Linked DNA regions of Homo sapiens: region 2 is linked to region 1. Evidence: read pairs that join two places in POLR2A ChIA-PET (ENCODE). Cell type or tissue: PC-3. All regions are shown on one strand. Links, peaks and the distances in the headings refer to the core of each region. The heading gives the core; the rest is flanking DNA.

Region 1 (5,383 bases), core at 130-5,129:
GGGAAGGCAGCCCGAGGGGAGAGCTCTCATCAGACATCAACCCTACTGGCACCTTGATCTTAGACTTCCAGTCTCCAGACTGTGAGAAAATTAATTTCAATTGTATTTTGTTATGGCAGCCAGAGCAGAATAATACACTTAGTTCAGCCCCATATAATTTACCCAAGTCCTTGCTTGCTTGCTTGCTTCCTTTCTTTTATAGCTGGTCACTACTATATTTGTTTATTAATTTTTAGATAGCCTTTATGAGGTATAATTGATACACAAAAAAATTCACTTATTTAATGTATACAATTTGATGAGTTTGGATCCAAAACCCTGGTTTCTTTGCCTCATTTCCATCCACCCTTCAAACTGAAGCCAGGAATTTTTCTAAAATGCAAATCTAACTTGTTTAAACCCTTCTATGGCTCCCCAGTGCCTATGGTGGTGGTCTCCAACTTACATCCCTTTAAGTAAGAAAAATGTAGGTACAGCACACACAGTATATGTGTATTCTTTAGATTATATATCTATATGTCTACTTCTATACACAAGATATTAAAATATATAAAATTAAAATAAACAATATTTAAATGTTTAAAATCTAATGTATTCATGAATAGTCCAGAAAACTTTATTTTTGCTGCATAAAAGCACATACACACACATAAAAACCCTTTGCTAATTTTCCTTCAGCAAAAGCAATGAGATTGACCATGTCATCTATGGCTATACCACCCTGAACGCGCCCGATCTCATCTGATCTCGGAAGCTAAGAGGGGTTGGGCCTGGTTAGTACTTGGATGGGAGATTGACTATGTCGTATCTAATTAGATTATCATTGATTTTACCTCGAAACGTGGCTGACAATGAACTTGTGTTGGGAGTTGGAAAAACACCAGTTCAGCCATTTTCTTTATGCTCACTTGGATTCACTATAATCTTCTAGCATAGTCTTCAATCAGAGGTTTCTTTATAGGACTCTTTAAAAGCCACATATCCATTATGAGGTTTCATTTAGTTAAAACTAGACCATGTAATCAATAAATCCACTTACCCAGGCACAAGAAAACCACAAAAGCTCACAATTGGCTGAACATAAACAAAGAAGTGAGTCAGTCCACTGTCAACCCCTCAGAAGGGCACAATGCCTCCTCCTATCTCAAGATTTTTTGAGTGTAGGCTATCTGACCATCTGATATGGGGGTCAAACAAAGACACTTCTGTCAATCCACATAGTAAATATCAGTAAAAAATATCTTATGTTCAAAGATTAAAAGTAAGCTCTAATAATTTCTTCAGTTCCCTAAGGAATCATCAAGCATGAATCCTCTGACCGATGACAAGAACTTTCTGTTTGCTGTGGAAGATCTCTTTGACCCCCAATCTGCCACCTATAGCCTCTCCAGCAAATTTCTCTCAGCACCCACTCTCTGCTCTTTCACAACCTTGATCCAGTTTTACTGTATTGCTCACCATGCCCCAAATATTCTGTGCTCTCACATCCCCCTGTGCATGGAACTGTAAGGATGATATCAAATAACACAAGTGAAAGCACCTGGCACCTAATAGGTGCTTTTAGTAAATGCATGTTGACTTTCACCTCAAGCTAGTTAAACTAAGTGGTTCTACAATGTTAGCCAGCCACAAAACCACCTGGAAAATTTGTTATAGCACAGATGGTTGTCACTCACCCACCAGAGTTTCTGACTCAATAGTTCTGAGGTGGGCCTGAAAATTTGCATTTCTAACAAATTCCAAGGTGATGCTGATGCCATGGGTCTGGGAATCAGTGAACTAGACGACCCGTATAGCTTCTTCTATTTCTAATGATCTCTGACTCCTCAATGCCTTTAATAGAGAGCAAATGAACAAAATGAACTTTTATCCCTATATAATATTTGACATTATCATGAAGGGAAATATGAACTCTATAATACCTCAGATGCACAGTGTAGAGAAAAGAGCACATACTTTTGAATCAGAAGATCTTGTTGAAATCCCACTTTATAGCAGTGTTGTTGACCTAAGGCAAGTTAACTAATCTCTGAGTTTCTTATCCTGCAAAACAGGAGTGTATTAAAGTAGTACCTACTTCATAGTGTTAATTGTGAGATAGTATATGGGAAATAATTTGTAAAAAGAAAAGTACTACATACAGACTGCCCCAATAAGATATATGCATAATGTATTAATGTACATTTAACACGCAGAATAGAAAGATAATAAATAACATACGTTTTGGCTGGGCGTGGTGGCTCACGCCTGTAATCCCAGCACTTTGGGAAACCAACACGGGTGGATCACCTGAGGTCAGGAGTTCAAGATCAGCCTGGTGAACATGGTGAAAACCCATCTTTACTAAAAATACAAAAATTAGCCAGGCGTGGTGGCACACGCCTATAATTGAAGCTACTTGGGGGGCTGAAGCAACAGAATCGATTGAACCCAAGAGGTGGAAATTGCAGTGAGCCAAGATAGTGCCACTGCACTCCAGCTCAGGTGACAGAGTGAGACTCTGTCTCGAAAAAAATAAAATAAAATAATAATAATACATGTTTTAAATACTTTAAATCACAAATTTTCAAAATTTCCAATCCAGGTACTAATTCATTTTTGAAAACTATATGATCTACATGTTGCTATATCATCTAAAATATGTGCATAATTTATTAGTACTATTGGCAGATACTAATAATAATAGTAGCTGTGGCAGCCAGCTTCCAAGATGGTCCCCAGTGATACTTTCCTCCCAATATCCACACTTTTGTGTAGTTTCCTCCCATGCTGAATCAGTGACCAACAGAACGCTGTAAGGCTAAGGCTAACTCATAAGAGACATTGCCACTTCCTCTGGCCTTTTACATCTCTCACTCTGGGAAAAGCCAGCTGCTATGCAAATAAAGACACTTCAGCAGCTCTGTGAAGACACTCTAAGAGGCCAAATGGGAACGAAGTAAGGCCTTCTGCCAACAGCTAGCACCAGACATGTGAGTGTGCAGTCTTAAGATCCTCCAGCCCCAGGCTAAGCGCGGTGGCTCACACCTGTAATCCCAGCACTTTGGGAGGCCGAGGTGGGCGGATCACAAGGTCAGGAGTTCGAGACCAGCCTGGCCAACATGGTGAAACACCATCTCTACTAAAAATACAAAAATTAACTGGGCATGGTGGCGGGCACCTGTAGTCCCAGCTACTCGGGAGGCTGAGGCAGGAGAATCGCTTGAACCCGGGAGGCGGAAGTTGCAGTGAGCTGAGATCATGTCACTGCACTCCAACCTGGGCAACAGGACAAGACTCCGTCTTAAAAAAAAAAAAAAGATCCTCCAGCTCCAGTGTATGTTTCAGATGACTGCAAGCCAAGCCAACATCTGGCTACACCTCATGAGAGGCCCCAACCACTCCCAAATGTTTGATCCACAGAAACTATGAGATAATGAATTATTATTGTTGTTTGACACTACCAATTTATTTATTTATTTATTTATTTATTTATTTGAGATGGAGTCTCGCTCCGTTGCACAGGCTGGAGTGCAGTGGCATGATCATGGCTCACTGCAGCCTCGACCTCCTGGGCTCAAGCAATCCTTCCACCTCAGCCTCCCAAGTAATGGGGACTACAGGAGCCCACCACCATGCCCAGCTAATTTGTTTTATTTTTTTGAGAGATGAGGTCTCACAATGTTGCCCAGTCTGGCACTATGAACTTATGAAGTGATTTGTTATACGACAGTAGATAACTGATACCTTAGCTAACATTTAGTGTGCATTTACTATGTTCCAGGAACTAAGCCAAGGACCTAAGGACCCAACAGCCTTATGATGTAGATGCTATTACAATCCCCAAAGGAGAAAGGGTGCCCCAGAGAAGTTAAGCAATTCAGTCAAGTTCCATGACTAGTAAGTGGTAGAAGCAGAATTTGAACCCAAGTCTCTAACTCCAAGCCCCAGTTTCTTGGTCACTCATTTAGACAAGCCAACATAAAACCTCCTGGATAGTTAAACAGCAGAAGCAACTGAACCCCTGGAGGAGAGCAAACTTGTATAAAACTAGCAGAGGGTAGCCCAGGGGCCACACCTGAAACAGCATTAATGCCTGATGCTGTAAGGCCCAGAAGTTCCAAGCTGGCCCCACCTCTAAGCCCTTGTACTGGCAGGCCAGCCGCTTCTCAGGAAAATCCTGCCCAAGATTCCCGGGACTCACCCAGATCTGCAGTTTCACCCGCTTCTCGTGACGGTAGACTGTCTTCACCTTGAAGTCGATGCCCACGGTGCTAACGAAGGCTGGGGTGAACGTGTCATCAGCATAGCGGAAGAGGAAGGAGGTCTTGCCAACACTGCTGTTGCCAATGATAAGCAGTTTAAACATGTAGTCAAAATTCTGGTCAGAGGCATCTTTGACTCCAGTTTTACCATCTGTCACTGAAGCCATCTGCAAGAGAGACCTAGAGTCACTCAGGAACAGACCTTCGGTGTCACCCTGAGTCACCATCCTTCTAATGGTCACCCCACCATTCACACACTCACTCCTTACTCCAGCACCACTGAGGAAATGCACACTACTCAGAATCACCCCATCACTACACCTGCCCCAAATGTTGTCTCAGCACTGAGGTGGAACCCAGCTCCTCCCATTCATTCCTTCAGCAAATATTTACTGAGCACATTGATCTGGGGCAAGCCCTGTGCTGGGCATGGGGCTTACAAACATGAGTCAGACATGGTGCCTGACCTCTAGGTGGACAAAAACTAGAATAAAAGGTGGGTCAACACAGAGTAACAAAGCAGTAGATAAGTGATAAGACAGAGGAGTCCTGGCTGAGGAAGTCCATGAGAAGCATCTCATTCAGCCTGGAGGCCCGGTGATCAAGGAGAGGCTCCTGGAGGAAGCAGCTCCTGAGCTATTTTGGGGAAAGAAAAAAAAAGCCAAGAACAGCAAACACATGCACATCCAAGGAAAGACTCAGTAAAGGGCTATCATTCTCTTGCTTCAAAAACTATTATGACTCAGGAGGCTGAGGTGGGAGGATCACTTGAGCCCAGGAGTTCGACGCTGCAGGGAGCCATGATCATGCCACTGAATGCCAGCCTGGGTAGCAGAGCAAGACCTCATCTCTAAAAAATAAAATAAATAAAACATAGAAACTTTCATGGCTTTCCACAGCTCTAAAGATCAAGTCCAAACTGTTCAATTTGACAAATAACCAACTAACCAAAGAGGCAATTCTCTAAACTTTATCTTCCCATACCCCTTCTCTTCACCAACCTGTGCTTCCCTTAGATCTAATTACACACTTTATGCCAAATAAGCCACATTATTCCTTGCCTTTGTCCCTTACATGTATTCCTTCTGCCTAGAATTCTCTTTTCCTCCTAAAAGACTCCTACCCATCCTTGGAGATCC
Region 2 (5,383 bases), core at 316-5,315, 180 kb after region 1:
TTTAGATGTGAAAACTGGCTCAGGTCCAGGAACTGGGAAAGGGATAGTAGGTTTTTATTGGTGCAATCACCCTCAGCCTCCTGCTTATCCAATTCTGGCCTTGTTTTGATTATATATATTAAGCAGCACTGATTTTGACTATCTGTCTGTTTTTTTCCTTATGGCACCATATTCTCTTTTTTTTTTTTTTTTTTTTTTTTGAGATGGAGTCTCACTCTGTTGCCCAGGCTGTAGTGCAGTGGTGTGGTCTCAGCTCACTGCAACCTCCACCTCCCCGTGTTCAAGTGATTCTCCTGCCTCAGCCTCCCCAGCAGTTGGGATGACAGGTGCCCACCACCACACCTGGCTAATTTTTGTATTTTTAGTAGAGACGGGGGTTTTCACTATGTTGGCCAGGCTGGTCTTGAATTCCTGACCTTAAGTGATCCACCCACCTCAGCCTCCCAGAGTGTGCTGGGATTACAGGAATGAGCCACATTGCCCAGCCTGCACCATATTCTCTTAACTATCTCCACAGCTCCCTGAAAGTTAAGTCTTATTGGCTGTCTTTCAACATGAATCATAATGGTAAGAGTTCACTAGCTTCTGGTGTTTAAGTGCCACCACCTGGCCCCTATTGCTATCAATGAGCCTTTCCTTTAGAGGAGCGCCACCACTGAACTTCTTAGTGATGCTGGTGCCTCTCTCCCCAGTATATTCCTGATAGCTTTGATGCATGGTCTTCTCTCCTCACATGGTATACACAGCTCTATCATACCCACTTTCCTGAGCTTTTTAATCCTGTCCTCTGCTCTCTGCTATGTCAATTCAGTCATTTCAGCCTGACTTAGGTTGGGCCATCATTTTCTCCAGGCTGCTAGGAGCCACCCTGACAGCAAGTTTATGCCATCTCCCAGGTCCCTGCCACAGTGTTAATTCTCATATCCTGAGACAGCCCCTTTCTCAACCAGTAAACTTGACCTTACTCAGTCTAATGTTCCTGCTTGCTTAAGCACCTTGAAAATCTAGCACTGTGGTTTATGCCAGTCCTGCTGGTACCCTGGCTAATTCTTGCCATTCTTTTGGGGATTATAGTCTCTGTTCTCCTTTATGAGGTCCAAGATGTCCTTGGCAGGGTTAGCACTAGCTATTATCATGGCATCTAGGAATGCAGATAGGGACAGATCCTGAGGGAGCCCCTGTGTTGCCTTGCAGGTGACAGACCTCTGAAGTGTGCTGCTGCGCAGCAGGGAGTGCTAACTCATCCCTGAAGACTCAGAGTTCAAAGGATTTGGAAATGACAATCTTTGGGGGCAGCCATCTATCCGTAACCTGTCTATCAGGCTTCTAGGTTTTCCAAATCAGGATCCTGACCTTGGCGTAACAAACCTGCCTTGGCTGAGCATTCAGCCACCGTGAAGCAGTGGTCTGTAGCCATCCTGAGTTTGTTCTTCATCTTTTACTGCCTCCCTTCGTAGGTGATAAGGACCTGTTTGTGAGCTACCAAAGAGCCCTCTGACCTTCACGCTTAGTTTTCAGTTGTTTGTTAGCTGCCCTTTCTAGGGAGCCTGGGCAATCTAACAGCTAGCCAACTTTATTGTTCTTGTATTTTTTTTTTTTTTTGAAACTGAGTCACCCAGGTTGGAGTGCAGTGGCACGATCTTGGCTCACTGTAAGCTCCGCCTCCCAGGTTCACGCCATTCTCCTGCCTCAGCCTCCTGAGCAGCTGGGACTACAGGCGCCTGCCACCATGCCCGGCTAATTTTTTGTATTTTTAGTAGAGACGGGGTTTCACCATGTTGGCCAGGATGGTCTCGATCTCCTGACCTCGTGATCCGCCCGCCTCGGCCTCCCAAACTGCTGGGATTACAGGCATGAGCCACCGCGCCCGGCTATTCTTGTATGTTTTGTGTTCCCCTTCCCAAATATCTGAATCTTTACACCAGTTTGAGTGTTCCTCTCTGGGAACATTCTCCCAAGTCACAACTTGCGTGTTAACACTTGGGCCACCAGCTTGTGCCAGGGCCTGTCATGCCTCACATACCACCTGGGATGAGAGCTTCATTGTCAGTTGGGCAGTAAGTTATCTAATTCCTAAGCCCCATCTTAGCTCCTGCTTTCTTAGTCAATTTCTGGTACCAGCTGTGCCAGTTTGAGTCCTTCAGGAAGCAGCTGCTGAGACAGGACTATAAGAGATACATGAAGTAGGAGAGGACTTCCGTGAAAGGAAAGGGAGAGGAGGCACAATTGTCAGGGAGAGTCTCAGAGTGCGATGCAGGTCTGACAGAGTCTCAGACAACACAGTGAAGACTTGAACAAAAATTGTTCATTAAAGGAGTCCTGCATTGGACAGAAGTGGCCAGGCCTTAGTGCCTATGTTATGAGTAGTCATTGGGTGGGGCTGCCCAGGAAGAGTGTGACTTCAGCTTGAAAGCTGGGCATCCTGAAGGGACTGCAGTAGGAGGCTGTCAGCTAACTGTGCACCTAGAAGCTTATTGGAAAGTTATTTCATAAAGGTTGATATAAGCGACATACCTCCATGGCTGCAACATGTAATAAGCAAATGTTTATTGTTAGGATGATTTTGATGACATTTTTCTTTTTCTTTTTTTTTTTGAGATGGAGTCTCGCTCTGTCACCCAGGCTGGAGTGCAGTGGCGAGATCTCGGCTCACTGCAAGCTCCGCCTCCCAGGTTCACGCTGTTCTCCTGCCTCAGCCTCCTGAGTAGCTGGGACTACAGGCACCCGCCACCATGCCCGGCTAATTTTTTTGTATTTTTAGTAGAGTCGGGGTTTCTTTTTTTTTTGGTAGAAATTACTTTTATGTTAAAATATTCATTAATAAGCTAGCAATTATTCATGTGAAGGAGCGTCCAGAAAACAGGTTCATGACTGAATTATCCTTGTCCTTGATTATAGAGATTCATGAATTACACACATAACACTATTCTCTGGAGTAGCTGTGAAGCTCTACGAGGCTGTGAGGTTGGAGGCGCTTCTCCCTGCCTGTTAAGCTGCTCCCATCGCATCACGACAGGATGGACTTTATTTTTCTCTTTTCAATTAAATCTTTACAACAGTTCGAATGCTCTTTCCAGAATGCATCAGTTCAAAGGCTTTGTTGATTTCCTCAAAAGACAGATTGTGAGTCACAAATTCATCAACTTTTATCTTTTTGGACATATATTCAGACACCAACTTTGGGACACTTTCTACATTCTTCCATCCTCCAAAGGCAGTGCCTTTCTATGTGTGACCTGTTACCAGCTGGAATGGACGAGTGGCAGTTTCTTCACCTGAAGCGGCTACTCTAGCCACCACGCTGATGCCCCAGCCCTTGTGACACGCCTCAAGTGCTGCTCTCATGACCTTCACATTACCAATACATTCAAAGGAATAGTCCATAGAGTCGGGCACCGTGTTAGCCAGGATGGTGTTGATCTCCTGACCTCGTGATCCGCCTGCGTCGGCCTCCTGCAGTGCTGGGATTACAGGCGTGAGCCACTGTGCCCGGCCTTGATGACATTTTTCTAAGTTGCTTTGATTCTTTATGAATAAAAACCTTTTAGACATTTTTCTTATTTTCTCTTGAATGTGTTTTTGTTTGTTAATATGTAATATTAACTGAAATTGAAAACAATATTTCAGTGTGGTCTGGCACATAGTAGGTGTCCAGGGAATGTTGGTTGAAATGAACCATGCAGTTGATCAGTATAGCATAGAACATGATAATCCCCACTCTCCTTATTCTGGACATTTCTAGTGCAGTTTGAGATTGCATTAGCCTGTTTACTGATGATATTTTCTGTGACAGACAATTCAGTAGTTTGGGTCTTTTTATTTTATTTTTTCAAATAAATTAACTTTTATTTGAAAGGAGACTACTTTTCCCCACATGTATCTTCTAAGGATTCTATACTATATGATAACCTGCTTATCCATAGTTCCAATACCAAAATTTCTAACAGCAAATTATATAGTTGCTCTAGGTAATAAATAAGGGTTGTCCTTCACTGATTAAGGGAATACTTAAACTTCAATAAATTTAACAAAGAAATCACACTTTAGTTTTTAAGTTTTGACAGATGTATTTTATTTTATTTTTTTTTGGAGACAGAGTCTTGCTCTATCACCCAGGCTGGAGTGCAGTGGCGCAATCTCAGCTCACTGCAACCTCCGCCTCCTGGGTTCAAGCGATTCTCCTGCCTCAGCCTCCTGAGTAGCTGGGACAGCAAGCACGCACTACCACGCCCAGCTAATTTTTTGTATTTTTAGTAGAGACAGGGTTTTGCTATGTTGCCCAGGCTGGTCTTGAACTCTTGAGCTCAGGCAATCCGCCTGCCTCAGCCTCCCAAAGTGCTAGGATTACCGGTGTGAGCCACTGTGCCTAGCCAAAGTTTTAAGAGATGTATTTTAAATACATCTTTCATAGGAGTCTGCAAGCTTTTTATCTCTAAAAAATGACTTAATTTTTAGGGCTCAAAAATTCCATTCTTCAAAAGAAATGTCCAAGTATTTTCTTTTATAGCTTCAAACTTTCTGCACCTAACTACTTGACTGTTCCATGCCACCCCAAACATGACATGACTGAACTAATTTATGTGTTACTGTCTTCCTCAAAAGAAAGTTTAAAAAGGAGTTCTTCATAAATGCAGATCTCTAATACAATATCTAACACAAAAGAAGCTTTAAAAAGGTAATTTCTTATTTGATTAGCTAGGAGTTTATGTTAGTAAAAGCAAAAAAAAAAAAAGTTTACGGAGTATAACACTAGGGTTGCTTTTATACTCAAGATGTTTACTCAAAATGACAACAATTACATCTTTAGGAGTATAATGTAGATACTAAATAAACCAAAAATTTTTTTTTCTTAAAGACTAGGAAGAATCAGAAGCTTAGGGACATCCAGAATTAAAAAAAAAAAAGGAGAGGAAAAAGAAAATAAAGAGGAAAAAAATGTCCTTCATTGCAACCATTTCATTATCAATAGTGTCTTGGGCTGCAGGAATGAGATCTTGATTGTGATCTGTATCGACTATAATAAGGAGAAGGTGATCATCTTCTGTACCGGTAATCATAGTCTTCATATCTGTCATATCCACGATGATATCCTCTATCATAGTAAGAATCTCGACGTCTGTGACCACCTCCACTGCCGCCTTTGCCACCACCTCCGCCACCACCACTATGAGTTCTGCCCATATAGATGCCTGGTATAGGTGTGCGCATTGTCTTGGTAATAGAATAATCCACCCGAATTTCTTCTATCATCCAGCTCCTTTCTGTTTGCCCTTACCATAGCCTCCTTTGAGTCATCTATTCCCTAAAAATGCACAAAAGCAAATCCTTGAGATCGCCCAGTTTGCTGGTTGTAAACCACATTGGCACCATTCAAAGGTCCATA

The links. Peaks named below come from ENCODE experiments on the same cell type or tissue, not always from the same donor. Only the 100,000 strongest peaks of a DNase experiment are listed, where the experiment ranks them.
Region 2: POLR2A ChIA-PET joins it to region 1 with 6 read pairs; 1 of 35 experiments calls an interaction of 5 or more read pairs at or near these places.

The regions. Positions count from the first base shown.
Region 1 is chr1:51,972,707-51,978,089 of GRCh38, forward strand. RAB3B (RAB3B, member RAS oncogene family) reads right to left here. Exons shown (of 5, transcript NM_002867.4): 2 at 4,184-4,411. The coding sequence starts at 4,411. It also overlaps the pseudogene RNA5SP48. Among named protein-coding and RNA genes, the nearest start is that of RAB3B, 15 kb to the right of the region's middle. In PC-3, for the core only: no CTCF peak of the experiment used is centred there; a DNase peak (open chromatin) is centred at 4,645; H3K27ac peaks cover 1,312 bases.
Region 2 is chr1:52,157,219-52,162,601 of GRCh38, forward strand. The region is part of intron 1 of ZFYVE9 (zinc finger FYVE-type containing 9); the gene reads left to right. LOC107984956 (collagen alpha-2(I) chain-like) reads left to right here. Exons shown (of 5, transcript XM_047439476.1): 5 at 2,899-3,560. The coding sequence ends at 2,921. It also overlaps the pseudogene LOC100190934 and the pseudogene LOC724060. Among named protein-coding and RNA genes, the nearest start is that of ZFYVE9, 18 kb to the left of the region's middle. In PC-3, for the core only: no CTCF peak of the experiment used is centred there; a DNase peak (open chromatin) is centred at 2,363; H3K27ac peaks cover 384 bases.